Linked DNA regions of Homo sapiens: region 2 is linked to region 1. Evidence: read pairs that join two places in POLR2A ChIA-PET (ENCODE). Cell type or tissue: IMR-90. All regions are shown on one strand. Links, peaks and the distances in the headings refer to the core of each region. The heading gives the core; the rest is flanking DNA.

Region 1 (8,340 bases), core at 335-8,334:
TTTATTCAGGTCTGAGTAGTTTGTGTTGTTGGCTATGAGTTCAATGTTAGTCAATCAACAACATATAAGTTGTCTTTAAAAAGAAAGACACACAAAAAGGTTATACACTGATCAGTTGACAAAAATGTAGTGAGAGACTTGTGGAAACCCTGTATTTCCCCAAGGAGCAATTCGGTATTCAGTATTAGCTAATTCAGTGTTCATGGCAACTTTATAGAACATTGCCAGTGCAAATGATAATTGACTGTAATTCAGCAAACAAATGCAAATTTTAAAAAATCTTCACTAGAAACCACAGGGAAATAGTGTAATACATGTAACAAAAACTGGTATAAAAAAGAAGTAATCAGAGAAAAAGAAACTCTGAACAATTAAAAATGATTGCCATTCATACAAAAATTCAATGATGGGAAAAAATGTATACCTGGAGAACAAAGTGGAGATCTGGGAGATGGAGTACTAAATCTCCAAACAATTTTGTTTTAAATGGAGAGTAAATCCTGGAATAATCAAATAGGAGTGCCAGAAAGACAGAACAGAGACAAGAGAATAAAAAGAAATTATCAAAGGATCATAAGATATCCCCAATTTGAGACAATAACATTTATTTTTAAAGGGACCACTGAGTGTCAAGCAGGATTGGCCAAGTGCAGTGGCTCATGCCTGTAATCTCAGCACTTTGGGAGGCCAAGCCAAGAAAACTACTTGAGTCCAGGAGTTCAACACCATTCTGGGCAACAAGGCGAAACCCCATATCCACAAAAAATAACAAAAAATTAGCAAGGCATGGTGGTGAATGCCTGTAGTCCCAGTTACTTGGGAGGCTGTGTGTGGTGGGAGGATCACCTGAGCCCAGGGAGGTCCAGGGAGTGCCACTGCACTCCAGCCTGGGTGACATAGTGACACGTGTCTCGAAAACAAATACATAAAAAATAATAAATAATAAATGGTGGCTGGGTGCGGTGGCTCACGCCTGTAATCCCAACACTTTGGGAGGCCGAGGCCGGCAAATCACCTGAGCTCAGGAGTTCGAGACCAGCCTGACCAATATGGAGAAACCCCATCTCTACTAAAAATATAAAATTAGACGGGCATGGTGGCACATGCCTGTAATCTCAGCTACTCAGGAGGCTGAGGCAGGAGAATCTCTTAAACCCAGGAGGCGGAGCTTGCAGTGAGCCAAGATCACACCACTGCACTCCAGCCTGGGTGACAGAGCAAGACTCTGTCTCCAAAAAAAAAAAAAAACCATAAAAATAAAAATAAAAAACAAATGGTAAGTGATAAGTAAGATTAATCAACAAAGGCCAACACATAATAATCCAGGTTGGGGTTTTTCCTGGAGAAGGGGAATGAGGAAAGTACAGCAGCAGCTTTGGGTTACTGTAGCTGGGAGATGAGTATGGAAGGGTCTGTCTACTGTACTTCTGTTACTTCTGGTGTATCTGAAATTTTCTCTAATGAATACACTAGACAACCCCAAGGTGGAAAAAACTGCTCAAATAAAACACAAAAAGCACTCCAACAATAAAGCCTGACAAATGTGATTACATTAAAACTCATTTCCATTGGCTATCAAAATCCATCATAAAAAATGTCAAAATATATGTGCAAGAGAGCTCAGAATAATAACGCAAAATCCTAAAACCTTCCAAAAAGAAAAAGCTACCTACAAAAGAACCAGCATCAGACTGACGACAGCTCGTTAATAAAACCTAGTTAAAAATATGCAAGAACTGTATCTTTTGAAATTCTTACATTCGGAACTCTAAAACTAGCCAAACTATCAATTAAGCATGGAGTCAAATTAAGACATTTTCAGGTATTTGAAGAGTTTGCCATCCATTCCATCTCCATATTGGCATCTCAAATGAATACTTACATAATCTAGATTGTAAAGCTGGCTGCCACTTAATTTTTAGAATCAATTTGTAGTCAAAAGACAAAATACTTACACATGTGTTAAATGTTTACAGAATGTAAATATTATAAATCTTGCCAGTATACAAGCAATATAAGAATTAGGAAATGGACTGGGCGAGGTGGCTCATGCCTGTAATCCCAGCAGTTTGGGAGGCCGAGGTGGGCGGATCACAAGGTCAGGAGATCGAGACCATCCTGGCTAATACGGTGAAACCCCGTCTCTACTAAAAATACAAAAAATTAGCCAGGCGTGGTGGCAGGCACCTGTAGTCCCAGCTACTCAGGTGGCTGAGGCAGGGGAATCGCTTGAACCAGGAGGCGGAGCTTGCAGTGAGCCTAGATTGCGCCACTGCACTCCAGCCTGGGTGACAGAGCGAGACTCCACCTCAAAAAAAAAAAAAAAAAAAAAAGAATGAGGAAATGGAAGGGGCAATGTGAGGGGGAAGCAATAAACTAATTCCCTCTTTTTTAAGAGAGGGGAAGCCAGGCACAGTGGCTCACACCTGTAATCCTAGAACTTTGGGAGGCCAAGGCGGGCAGATCACCTGAGGTCAGGAGTTCAAGACCAGCCTGGCTAACATGGACAAACCCCGTCTCTACTAAAAATACAAAAAAAACTAGCCAGATGTGGTGGCGGGCACCTGTGATTCCAGCTACTTGGGAGGCTGACACAGGAGAATCGTTTGAACCCAGGAGGCGGAGCTTGCAGTGAGCCGAGATCATGCCACCACACTCCAGCCTGGGCAATAGGGCAAGACTCCATCTCAAAAAAAAAAAAAAAAAAAAGAGACGGGAGTAAATATATAGTCTAAAAATTGATAAATATGTGTAGAGATATATATATTATTTGAAATTATAATAATTACCAGTATAACTCCAACAACTATCAACATCACCACAAATAAGATATCTATCTAGTCATACCTTGGGATGTGGAAGTTGTATAAATGTGCTCTATTCATCTTTTCTATCAGTTTGGATATTCTTTAATGATAACATAGCAAGAACATGTGGAAAAATAGCAGAATAAAAATTTTTAAAAAAAAGATAACATAGCAAGAACCAAAGGTATAAGTAAATCCTTTAAAAATATACTAGTGACTACCAGAATTAAAGTCTGAAAACAGAACTATTGACAGCATTTGTTTTTAGGGGGTAAAGGAACTTTACCTTTCTTTTTGTATTCTTATGGATTATTTCAATTTTTTTCTTCACCAAGTGATTCTTATAATTGTTTAAAAACAGTTTAATAAAAAGCAACTATGGTAATATTCATATAGTCATGCTCTATGCAGCAGTTAAAAAGAAATGAGGTAAGACTAGATATATTAATATATGGAAAAATGCCCACAATGTATCTTTAAGTGAAAAAAGCTAATTGCAAGGAAGGAAAATGTAAGGGTTTCTGGCTGGGTGCAGCAGCTCACGCCTGTCATCCCAGCACTCTTGGAGGCCGAGGCAGGCAGATCACCTGAGGTTAGAAGTTCAAGACCAGTCTGGCCAACATGGTAAAACCCCATGTCTACTAAAAATGCAAAAATTAGGCAGACGTGGTGGCGCATGCCTGTAATTCTAGCTACTTGGGAGGCTGAGGCAGGAGAATTGCTTGAACTCAGGAGGTGGAGGCTACTGTGAGCCAAGATGGTGCCACTGCACTCCAGCCTGGGCAAATGAGCAATACTCTGTCTCAATCAACCAATCAATCAATCAATCAAATGTATGGGTTTCAATATCTGGTGTTCTGTGTCTACTTGTGCTAGTGAATATCTGGGCGTGTTTGCATATATGTGTTTATGACAACATTAAATAGTTATTTGCATATGCATAGAAAACATCCAAAAGGTTCACATGAAAATATTTACAATGCCGGCTTCCTCTGTTGAGTGAAAACAGGGACAAATGACATGCCTGGGTGAAAAATGGAGAACATATACTCTATATATCTTGAGAAGAAGCACCTTTGAGAGAATAAATTATCAAATTGTTAGCTTAAAAGTTACTAGTTTATTTTACTAGGATGTTATCAGAGGTTTAATATGTAAACTTACCTTGAAGGGTTCCAAGAAATACAACTACAGCTTAGCTTACATGAGATCTCATGCTGCAAAGACCACTGGCTGAGATTCATAACATCTGGTGCCTCATAGATTCTTACTATACCATCTGCGGAACAGGTTGCTAACATAAGACCCATGTGCTTGGGAGCAAACTTCACATCAGTAACAGATGTTCTGCTATCCACCAGAGTTGTCCTTTTAACCTAAAAAAAAAATAATAACAATTTAAATTATATACAAAAAGAAAGCATGGTAGAGTGGAAAAGACACACAGACTCTGGAATCACACAGAAACTCCTCTATCATTCACTAGGTATATAAGCTTGGATACATCTCTGGGCCACAAGTTCCTACAAGTACATGGCAAAATACCACATATATAGCTGGGAATCACTAACAAATTAGTGAGCTATAATTAATTACTCCCTTTAATGAAAAAAAAGTCTACCTCCAAAAGCCTACCTTTGTTATATAAGTAATCTCTCTTAAGCAAACTGATCACAAAAAAAAAAGAAAATGTTAGAATTTTCAGACAAGAAGTTTTGTCACACAAAGCATGCTGCAAGCATTAGACCCTTTAACTGTAAATGAGTTGGGCGTGATGGCTTACACCTGTAATCCCAAAACTTTGGGAAGCCGAGGCAGGCAGACTGCTTGAGCTCAGGAGTTCAAGACCAGCCTGGGCTACATGGCAAGACACCGTCTCTACTAAAAACTAAAAAAAAAAAAAAGCCAGGTGTGGTGGTGCACGCCTGTGGCCCCAGCTATTCCGGAGGCTGAGGCGGGTGGATCGCTTGAGCCAGTGGGGCAGAAGGTACAGTGAGCAAAGATCGCACCACTGCACTCCAGCCTGGGTGACAGAGTAAGACCCTCTCTCAAAAAAAAAAAAAAAAAAAAAAAAAAGAAAGGCATGCAATTTCTTCTCTCAAGAATAATTTTCTGTTAATCCCATTTGGACCACTATTATTATTATTTTTTTTTTTTTCTTAGGGACAGGGTCTTGCTCTGTCACCCAGGCTGGAGTACAGTACCATGATCATGGCTCAAGTGATCCTTTTGCCTCAGCCTTCCCAGTAGCTGGGATGACAGGCACCTGCCACCATGCCCAGCTAATTTTTCTTATTTTTATAGAGATGGGGGGGTCTCACTATGTTGCCCAGATGGGTCTCAAACTCCTGGCCTCAACTGATCTTCCCACCTCAGCCTCCCGAGTTGCTAGGATTACAGGTGTGAGCCACTGCACCCAGCTACCATGCACTTTTAAGTGAAGGCTTTTAACAGGGACCAAAAGAATGGTAGAAAGCAAGCTTTATGATCACTGTAAAATTCCAACATCACATTTAAAAGTTATCTTCTGGCACACAGATAAGATGAAACTTTACTAAAAACATCAATAAGCTCAGGTGCAGTAGCTCACGCCTGTAATCCCAGCACTTTGGGAGACTGAGGCGGGTGATCACTTGAGGTCAGGAGTTCAAGACCAGCCTGTCCAACATGGTGAAACCCCATCTCTACTAAAAATATTCAAATTAGCCAGACATTGTGGCGGGCGCCTGCAATCCCAGCTACTAGAGAGGCTAAGGCAGGAGAATCGCTTGAGTGTGGTCGGCGGAGGCTGCACTGAGCCGAGATCATGCCACTGCACACCAGGCTGGGTGGCAGTGCAAGACTTTGTCTCAAAAAAAAACTAAGTCAATAAAGTTTAGCAATCAACAGATTACTGTCTATGGTTACCAAAATCCTTCTTAAAGAGTCTCAACATTAAAAGGATAATATTACATAAACTTCAAAGATAACATCTTAGCAAACTTTTGTCTACAGACACCACTGAATAATTAATACAAACACAAATGTTGAGAAAATAAATGCATTTGTTACAGTAGGTAGTCAGACATGAGCAGGGCAGCAGAGGACCCCACCCCACCAGGAATGTCAAGCAACCATCAGGTGATGATCAGGCAGTTGTTAAACTTTCTCTCTAAACTAATCATTGGTTGCAGCCAGTGCCAGGGAAAGGTAGTCTCCCAACAGATAGAAACACCTGAAACTGGTGATCAGCAGCTTCCTGATAAGATCTGAGGAGTTGGATGACTGGGCTCAAGCATGTGCACTAAGAGGAAAAATGGTGGAGCTTAACTGATCTATGACCTTCTAGGAACATTCTGTTAAGGGAAAAACGCCTCAAGTGAGCATCTGCGCAACTCCAGTAAACACACTGCACACGCAGCCCCTCCCAGGCACTAGTGGGCCACTGCACATGCGGACTGCCCACCCCAAGGGAAGAATCAGAGAAGAGACGCAACCCCTGGGAAGCATGCCAACGTGTAACAACCCAAGTCCAAGATCAAACCATGCATTTGACTCTCTCAAGTCACCCACTTGGCCCTCTTCCAAATGTATTTTACTTCATTTCTGCTGTAAAATTTTTTAACAAATTTCCACTCTGGCTCTAAAACTTATCTTAGTCTCTTACTCTGCCTTATGCCCCTAGGTGGAATTCTTTCTTTTGAAGAGGCAAGAAATGAGGCTGCTGCAGACCCATATGGATTTGCCACTGCTAATATATTAATGAAAGATGACTAAACTAAATACAAATAAGTATCTTGAAATTCAAAGAAAAGTCCTTCTTATGCCACCACTCCCAAATCCAATCTATAGTATACTGAACTGACACACCTCAGACTTAACGCCAAAAAAACTTTTATAATTCTATAAATTTCTATTCCTTCCTCCCCATAAGCAGCTGTTTGGCTTAGGGAAGCCCTAGTGCAAAGGCAATCAGACATACTCCTCCCCTGAGAAGAGCTGTAAAACAGTCTGAATAGCCACTCAAGCTACAAAGCTACCGGAATTAAAACAGTGTGCTATTAGGACAAGGAGACATACAGATAAATGTCCACAAGAGAGCCCAGAATGCAATCCTCCATATATATAGCCATTATTTTCAACAAAGGTGTCAAGACCATTCAACAGGGGAAAGAATGGTCTTTTCAAGAAATGGTGCTGGGAAAACTAGATTTCAGCACCCTAACATTTTTTAATGACTGAAATAAATAATTTGTATCAGGCCCTTGCTTGCTTGCGCATGTTAACCACTCACTTTTTGCTGAATATCCCTTGTTGCCACAATATAATGATAAACTGTTGATGTACTGCTTCTTTGTCAATCAAGAGAAGATAACTTCAGCGTCATGTAAAGAAAAATGTTGCCAGAAGAAATGAATGGCTTTAAGGACACTGTGACCAGCTGCTAACAACCAGACATCTGGTTGCTCAAGGCGTTACCTGAGACCAAAGAAACACAGACTTTTCCACTGGATTCTGTGAAACTCCCCCTCCCTTACTAGATCTAGTCACATAAAATCTACCCAATGCTTCCTTTTGTTTAGATGGATTCGAGAGATCTTGCCCTCCCATCTTCTTGCTTTAGCCAAATCGAATAAACCTTTCTCTATCTCCAAGTACCGGTGACTCAGTGTTTGCTCTCAGCTCCACATTGGGGATACAAGCCTGAATTGAGGATTCTATAACAATCTTAGAAGAAAACATTGGGGAAAGTCTTCATGACACTGGATTTGGCAATGCTTTCCTGGATATAACACCAAAAGCATGGGAAACAAAAGAAAAAAATTTAGATAAACTAGACTTCAAAATTTTAAAATTTCGTGCATCAAAGGAAACCATCAAGAGTGAAAAAGGCAACCCACAGAACGGGAGAAAATATTTGCAAATCATTTACAGGTTGTGCATATCAAATCCAAAAATCTGAAATCTGAAATGCTCCAAACTCCAAAACTTTTTGAGCACTGGCATGATGCTCAAAGAAAATGCTTATTGAAGCATACCGAATTTCAAGTTTTTGGATTTAGAATGCTTAACTGGGGCTGGCCACGGTGGCTCACACCTGTAATCCCAGCACTCTGGGGGGCCAAGGTGGAGGATCGCTTGAACCCAGGAGTTCAAGACCAGCCTGGGCAACTCTATTAAGTAAATAAATAAGTAGGCGAATGCTTAACTGGTAAGTATAAATGCAAATATTGCAAAATCCAAAATCCAAAATCCAAAACATTTCTGGATCCTAGCATTATGGATAAGGAATACTCAACCTATAACAGATAAGGGATTAATATCCAGAATATATAAAGAACTCCTATAACAACAAAAAACCCAATTTAAAAAAATGGGCAAAGGATATGAATAGTATTTTCCCCAGGAAGACATACAATTGACCAATAAGCACATGAAAATAAGGTCAACATCAGTAATTATTAGAGAAATGCAAATCAGAACCACAATGGAGATGCCACTTCACAACACAGTCACTAGGATGGCTACAATAAATAGCACCACAACAAGTGCT
Region 2 (8,340 bases), core at 1-8,000, 240 kb after region 1:
TATTTTTAGTAGAGATGGGGTTTCACCATATTGGTCAGGCTGGTCGCGAACTCCTGACCTCAGGTGATCCTCCCACCTCAGCCTCCCAAAGTGCTGGGGTTATAGGTGTAAGGCACTACACTCGGCCACTCCCAATCTTTGCATACTGGCTTTGTACAGGGCAGACCTTCACCAGCTAGCCCAGGTAGAGATTCTGAAACCTCTTAAATGTTTTTCCAAGTTCAACTTTTTAGGATTGTGTTATTTCCCAACTGAAGGTTGCTGGTTTTTCATCTTGTAATCTCTTGCTCCCTCTGGTGTCTGTCTTCAGAATTGCACGTTCCCTAGTGCTGCAGCTGCAAGTCGCCCCTTTGTTCTCAGTGGCTCTCTGGCAAAGCATGACAGCTTCCTATAAGCACCCCAAGTTAGATGAGATGGGCAACAGTCCCTTGGGCAGCACTACAAAAAGCTGCAATGCTGGCGTGTAAGTTCCATTCCTCCTGGGAGAGAAAATGCAAGTTGGGTGATTTCTCTTGGTGGTGTCCAGCCACACTGGCCTGTCTGTGGTACTACAGGCTCTGGTGGCACGGCAAACGATCCTCCAACTCTCCCGTGCTTTTAGCAGACTCCAGACATCCAAAGGATGCCAGTTCTGTCAGTATTCCAAGTCAGACAAGACGAAAGAGTCAGAATCTTGGTCACATGCTCCAACGTTCTCTACCTCTCTCCCCCTCACCGAGTCTGCCCCCTTCAACCCAGGGAAAAGCCAGGAGCTGGCGTACTCGCCATCATGCTGGGCTGTCATCCTGGGTGGAGTAAAGTGAAATGACTCTTCTTACTCATTTCAACGTGGCTGTTCTTAATTTTGCACTCACCTGGGGATACTGCAACTTAACTGGTTTCTGGTATCCTGGTCTATAAATTAAACTGGTGTCTCTGTGGGGTAATGAGGACTGGTACTTCCTATTTTGCCATCTTGCTGATGTCAACCCCCATTTCATATTTTAACCAAAAGGGAAACAGAAATAGGCCACAGAATCCAGCATGATTTACATATCAAAAGGAAACCTTTCCGGAGTGCTGGGAAGTAGTTGTATCCTTAAATATTACAAGCCCTTGTGTTACAGATGAGAGAGCCAAGGCACAGAGGTAACACAGTGAAATCGTACATCCCAAAGACTAGGGGTGAACAGTGACTAGTATGCAGCAGGCACTCGAAAATGATAACTATTTTTATTATTTCTTTTATAGTAAAATTATTCTAAAATGGGGAAACTATCCTGGATTATTGGGGTGGGCCCAATGCAATCACAGGGTCCTTTTATAACTGAGAGATTTGAAGATGCTAAGCTGCTGGCTTTGAAGATAGAAGGGCCCATGAGCCAAATAATATGGCAGCCTCTAGAAGCTGGAAACAGCAGAACACAAATTCTCCCTAAGGCCTTCCTCAGGAGCAGTGCCCTGCGATCACCCTGATTTTAGTCTCGTCAGACCCACTGTTGGATTTCTGACTCCTAGAACTCAGAAGTCAGAATTTAAAAGCAAATTTGTGGCTGGGCATAGTGGTGTAATGCCTGTAATCTCAGCACTTTGGGAGGACATGGCAGGAGGATTGCCTGAGCCCAGGAGTTTGAGACCAGCCTGGGCAACATGGCAAGACCTCGTCTCATTTTACTTAAAATACAGAATGAAAATTAATTAATTAGTTAATGAAAAAATTAAACTGGTGTGTTTTAAGTCACTAAGTTTGTGGTGATTTATTAGAGACAAACTAGGAAGCTAATAGAGAGTCTGAAATTAAAAAAAATACATTTAAGACAAAATTACTTAGGAAATAAAATTTTATTGTACAAAATTTACATTTGGTGCATATGATGAAAAGCATGGCAAAGAGACCCTTAATCTTTTTTCTTTGATATTTACTGTGAAAGTAATTTCCTAATACCAGATCATACAATTTTTTTGTATAGAATGTTTAACAGCTGTGTTGGTAGTAAGTGTTTTGGGTATAAGGTATAAAACAGAAATTAGATCAGAAAAGTGCAGGGGGAAGACCACTGCCAAAGAGTAATCTCCAAGAACTTGGTATTTTCCACCGTGAGGCAGATACTGTGGGGTCATCGCTCTGTAATTGAAGAACAAAATATTTTAATCTTTAAACTTTACCATCAAATCTCCTTTTAAAGTGAATTATAAAACTCTCCTTTTGTGTTCCTTTTGGTTGGCACTTTTATAGCCAGGTTTTATTGTTAAGGAAAAATAAAGTTTCTTTGTCTTCATGTCAACTGAAGATAAATTTCTTTAAGTTCCAAATTATAAAGATATGCCAGAAAGGCTGTAGATGAAGTTTATTAGGGAAAATCACATTCAAAAAGAATAGGGATTAAAAAAAAAATCAGCATTATGTGATTTGTATCAATTTGTTCTTGGCAAAAGCATGAATTAAAAAGCTAGTTACCCATCTTAGAAAGCAGCCTTATGCTCAGTGTTCTGTTATGCCTAAAGGCTAACTCACTTCCCTGGGTGTAATGCTCTCATTTCATAATAGAGAAAAATATCAACTGTAATACATATTCAATAGCTACAGTATTGCTCACATAGCAATACTTTTTACTTCCCTAAAAAAATTCCTGAATTCCACAGAAGGCTTGTTTATTATTGCAAGACTATGTCTGGCATAATTAATCTAACATGAATAGTAAGTACAATGAAGAACTAAGGATTTTCCTTTTTGGAAAGTCAGCTTTAATGAAAAAACTGTAAATAATAGGTTGGTTAACTGTCCTCTAATTTTCAAAAGTTCAGCTTAAACTAAATTTTATGTAAAGATATGTCTATATTTAATACAAACGTTCACTTACTTGGTCTACTTAGGTAGTATATAAAGTGCGAGTTAATGAATACAACCAGACAAAGAAGAGGCTTAAGCTATAATAGAACTTACAAGTGGTTTGAGTATCTGAAGCCACTCATTAAGATACTCAACAAGACCTAATGCATCTGGGATGTTGTCCCCTTCTGAAACAAATTTCAGCAGAACTGCCATTTGGATTTCTTTAGAACAGCTACAAGAAATAAAAATAAGAATCAGTATTCTTTCATAGGGTACAAGAGCTGACTCTAGTGTGTCTGTTTTTACAGCTACGATAACCTACCTGGTTTAGGAAAGGAAAAGACGCCACACCATAAGATCACTTATCATCTCCCTTCGCCCCACACAGAGTTTTCTACTTGTGAGAGCAGGCCCCTGTAACACCCACTGGGGAACACGCACAATCATGCCTCACCCCATGGCTGCATGAAAAACCAGCCTTTCTGTCCTTGGCTACAGCAGATAAGGTATGTTCTGACCTACTCCCCAAACCTACTTCAGAAGACAGTAATTTTCAGAAGCACCACAGCAGAGACTGAAAGAAAATAACACCTAGTTACTATCTAAAGCAGTGAGGGAAACTGTGGAAGAGAATGGAATCATTAAAGGAAATAAAAGTTCCTACTTCTTCCGAAAACGCTGAGTGGTTATTATGTGTTAAGCATTATCTGCAAATTTTATGACAATCCCTGTAATAATCCTGAAGAAGCTATAATTAGCTCCATTTTATAAGTGAATCAGTTTGGAATAACGGGAACAAAGACAGACACCAGGATTCAGATTCTAGCTCTTCAACTTACCAGATATGTTGGGCAAGTTACTTAACCAGGGGTGTTCCTCATCTATAAAAGGGGGATGATAATGGAACCTACTTCACAGGTTGTTGTGAGGCTGAAAGGAGGTAGTGGAGGCAAAATGCTTAAAACAGTGACCACACAGTAAATATGAAAGAAGTATTAGCTACTTTTATGAGGTAACAGGTTTAAAGAGATTGAATACAGGCTGGGCGCGCTGGCTCAAGCCTGTAATCCCAGCACTTTGGGAGGCCGAGGTGGGCAAATCATTTGAGGTCAGGAGTTCGAGACCAGCCTGGCCAACATGGTGAAACCCCGTCTCTACTAAAAATATAAAAATTAGCTGGGCATGGTGGCATGTGCCTGTAGGTACTCAGGAGGCTGAGGCAGGAGAACTGCGTGAGACAGAGCAAGACTCTGTCGCAAATGAAGAAAAAAAGATTTAATACATAGTTAACATGCCCAAAGTTCTATATCTAGTAAGGTCTCTATATCTAACTATATCTAGTTAGGTCTCTCTAACTCCAAAACATAGTCTCCTATCATACTATAAACGCCTCAAGCTAGTGATGAGATGGAGATACACCAAGGCAAAAAGTTTCCTGCTTGCCAATAAATGCAAAAATTACTCCTAACACCCTAAAACCAAGAACTATGAGAAAAATGCCATGCCAAAACTTGAAAGCACGAGACTGACAGAGAAGAGAGCTACAGAAATAAAAGTGAGCCGAGTTCTAAGGAAGGAAAGGCACCGAGGAGACTCTGATATATACATTCGGAAGTCTCAGATGATACCAGGCTAACTTTAGTTTCTGTCTCTAAAAACTACAAAGTAGAAACTGTTAGCCTCACTCACCCTAGCCCAGTACTTGGTTCTCAAACACCTTAGGGGCTCTCAATCTTTGTATGGAACCACTATGAGCTCTGATGGCTCAGAAAATTCCAGTTCCTAAATGCGTCTGCTGTGATGGCCTCAGGCAAGGCTCTCGCCTGGAGAAGGCTGGCTCCGAGGCTGTGCTTGCATTTTCAAGGCTCTAACTTGGAAAGCGCAGGGGTATGCTCTTCAGCTTATCGCGCCTCTTATTAGTTTGTCACACAGTGTGGGATAATCATTTCAATATTACCCTCTGGTCTTCTGCTAAAAAGAAAGGCAGAGGATGACTATTATTATTACTTTTTTATTTGGAACTATTTTATTCTGGTTGATACAACTGAGTATTTTAAATATTGTTTCTTCAGGGTAAAATCCGCATTTCCTGAATGTTTGATGCTGAGTAGGTCTAACTTTTATAATACTTTCTGTTTATCACCGCTAACTTTGTGGGCAAGCTTATAGCTAACCAGAAGCTGTTCTTTGCCTGTCCTCATAGTTTCACCCTATACCCAAGAAGACAGACCCAAGGAAACAGACCCCTGGACTCTGATGAGCAGCACCCCTGCCCTCGGATTCTCTGCCCTGTATTTCCAGTTGCCTCGGCCTCCCTGTAGTCTTAACTGATTTCCTCCACTCAGCTCTGCTTGGGTTCCGCTCCCTGTGCTGCAGTCCAGAAAGTATCTCAAGCAGAAAGCCAGGCAACTGTAGACTTAAAATTTGCCTTCTCTTAGGGATGACAGCTATGTGCTGCCTGTAGTCCAATGTCTGGAAAACAGTTGTTTCATAAATTGTCAGGTTCCAGTATTTTTATGGCAGGAGGGCAAGTCTGATATCAGTTACTCTGTCTTGGTCAGAAGCAAAAGTTTAGGAGGATTGATTGGTAAAGTAAGTGCAACAAAGTATAGAAGAGGTGGAGTGCAGTGGGAGTGCAGACGCAACTTCCTTGTCTAGAAGACAGGAAAAGGCAAGATTGCAGACAGGAGGTGAAGGGTAAGTTGACTCTTAGAAAGGAGGTAGGTGTTTGCAAGGGGGACAAGAGAGGAACACGGAACAAAAACACAAGGGAAATGAGAAAATACTGAGATGAGTGAAAATGAAAACACGACATGTCAAATCCCAGGGCATGCAGTGAAAACAGCACTAAGAGGAAAATTTACAGCTGTAAACACATTCAGTAAAAAAGAAAAAAACTTTTAAATTAATAACCTAAGTTTACACCTTGGAAAAGAGAAAAAAAAGCAAATCAAATCCAAAGCTAGCGGAAAAAAATAAAGATTAGGTAAGAGAGAAATAATAGAGAATAATAGAATAATAGAGAATAGAAAAACAATAATCAGCAAAATCAAAACTGGTTCTTCAAAGAAAAACAAAACTGACAAATCTTTAGCTAGCTTGACTAGGAAAAAAAAGAAAAGACTCAAATTATTAAAATAAGAAATGAAAATGGGAACATCAACACCAATTTTACAGAAATAAAGTTGGGAGTTATTATTTATGGGTACAGATTTTTTAATTTAGTATGACGACAAAGTTCTAGAAGTAGACAGTGCTGATGGATGCAGATGCTGTGAATTAATGGCACTTGATTGTACGCTTAAATATAGTTAAAATGTGTGATAAATGTAAATTTTGCACGATGTATATTTTACCACAATTAAAAAAAAGTGCGCGTGTAGAGGTTGCAAAGAATAAGTATTAGAATCCCTAAAAAGTCACACAAAATAAAAGCATTAAATATGGCTTTTGAGAAACCAGTTCTTCTATAACCAAGTTTAAATCTTTCCCCTAAATGCAAGAGCTCTACAATAGTACCAGTTTTGTAAATATATTTTCTTTTTTTCTTTTTGAGACGGAGTCTTGCTGTCTCCCAGGCTGGAGTGCAGTGGCGCGATCTCGGCTCACTGCAAACTCCGCCTCTCGGGTTCACACCATTCTCCTGCCTCGGCCTCCCGAGTAGCTGGGACTACAGGTGCCCACCATCACGCCCAGCTAATTTTTTGTATTTTTAGTAGATACAGGTTTTTACCATATTAGCCAGGATGGTCTCGATCTCCTGGTCTTGATTGATCTGACCTCGTGATCCGCCTGCCTCGGCCTTCCAAAGCGCTAGGATTACAAGTGTGAGCCACCGTGCCCGGCCTAGCAATATATTCTCAAAGTTTCAGTAAGTAATCCAATACATTCTCTGACTTAATTTTGTTTTTTTTGTTGTTGTTTTTTGTTTGAGACAGAGTCTTGCTCTGTCACCCAGGCTAGAGTGCAGTGGCACGATCTCAGCTCACTGCATTAATTTCATTTTTAAGTAAAGTGGGAAACAAATGAACAGGCAAACAAACTCACCTTTCATCATAGAGTGTTTTTGTGATACCTCCTCCCGGAATGCGGATACAAAACTCGGAATCATCTATTTCAGGAATGCACCGGCTTTTTTCCATTTCTTCCCAGTTAAGGCTCTTTATTTTATTTTGAACACTTTTTTGCATGGAAGGTGTAAGTAGGTACCGGAAGGGAGTACTAGAAATAATCATATAGTTAACTTTTTAAAAACTCTAAAGCAAACATCGGTTCTTTAGCTAAAATTCTCTTGGTCTCCATATATTCTGCTGCACAGGCAAAACACAAGTTTCAGCAGACTTAAGTAAAAAATATTGCTCTGATTTGCTACTTACTTACTTACTTAGGAGACAATATAAAAAGACAGAAACACTTAGGCAAGCCCATTGCAAAAATTTCCCACAGCTTTCCTCCCTTCTGCCATGAAGCCTGTAATGTCTTTTGTGAAAGTCCTGGAAATTAGCTCATTTTGAAAGGTAACTCTTGGCTTGTTGGTATTTTTTCATCCTGGTTTTATAGGTGTCTAAGTGATAAAAGTTATGATCTACATCATCTAAAACAGTTACAGTGAGCCAAGACTGTGCCACTGCACTCCAGCCTGGGTGACAGAGTGAGACTCCATCCCCAAAAGAATAAAAAATAAAAAATAAATGATCTAAATGCTACATCTTGGGGCCGGGCGTGGTGGCTCATGCCTGTAATCCCAGCACTTTGGGAGGCCCAGGCAGGCAAATCACCTGAGGTCAGGAGTTCGAGACCAGCCTGGCCAATATCCTGTCTCTACTAAAAACACAAAAAATTAGCCGGGTGTGGTGGCATGCGCCTGTAGTCCCAAGTACTCGGGAGGCTGAGGCAGGAGAACCGCTTGAACCCAGGAGGCAGAGGTTGCAGTGACTCGAGATTGCGCCACTGCACTCCAGCCTGGGCAACTGAGAACTGGGCAACTGAGAAAGACTCCGTCTCAAAAAAAAAAAGAGGAAAAAAAAAAAAAGCTACATCCTGGGGACGGGCACAGTGACTCATGCCTGTAATCCCAGCATTTTGGGAGACCCAGCAGGCGAATTACCTGAGGTCAGAAATTTGAGACCAGCCTGGCCAACACAGTGAAGCCCAGCCTCCACTAAAATTACAAAAATTAGTCTGGCGTGGCGGCAGGTACCTGTAATCCCAGCTACTCAGGAGGCTGAGGCAGGAGAATCGCTTGAATCCAGGAGGTGGAGGTTGCAGTGAGCTGAGACCATGCCACTGCACTCCAGCCTGGGTGACAGGGCAAGACTCCGTCTCAAAAATAAATAAATAAAAGCTACATCTTAGAGTATAAGAGTATTCTATATGATATGTTATCAACTTTATGTGGTAATGATAGCTTATAGTTCTATTTCTGGGATACTCTGTCTTACATTTAAGAACTCACTCTGACATGCCAGGGAGCTACCCTTTAGGCAAGTGGATTTCTGCAAATACGAATGGTTGCATGTGGCCAGGTG

The links. ChIA-PET counts read pairs that join two places held together with the same protein. Peaks named below come from ENCODE experiments on the same cell type or tissue, not always from the same donor. Only the 100,000 strongest peaks of a DNase experiment are listed, where the experiment ranks them.
Region 2: POLR2A ChIA-PET joins it to region 1 with 7 read pairs; 3 of 35 experiments call an interaction of 5 or more read pairs at or near these places.

Annotation. Positions count from the first base shown.
Region 1 is chr18:12,959,003-12,967,342 of GRCh38, reverse strand. It overlaps SEH1L (SEH1 like nucleoporin), which reads right to left. Exons shown (of 9, transcript NM_001013437.2): 4 at 3,972-4,183. Among named protein-coding and RNA genes, the nearest start is that of SEH1L, 15 kb to the right of the region's middle. In IMR-90, for the core only: no CTCF peak of the experiment used is centred there; a DNase peak (open chromatin) is centred at 4,062.
Region 2 is chr18:12,719,203-12,727,542 of GRCh38, reverse strand. It overlaps PSMG2 (proteasome assembly chaperone 2), which reads right to left. Exons shown (of 7, transcript NM_020232.5): 5 at 6,860-7,033; 6 at 2,924-3,044; 7 at 1,803-2,104. The coding sequence ends at 2,012. Among named protein-coding and RNA genes, the nearest start is that of PSMG2, 20 kb to the right of the region's middle. RefSeq lists an enhancer at 4,255-4,756. In IMR-90, for the core only: a CTCF peak has its summit at 295 (motif pointing left); a DNase peak (open chromatin) is centred at 282.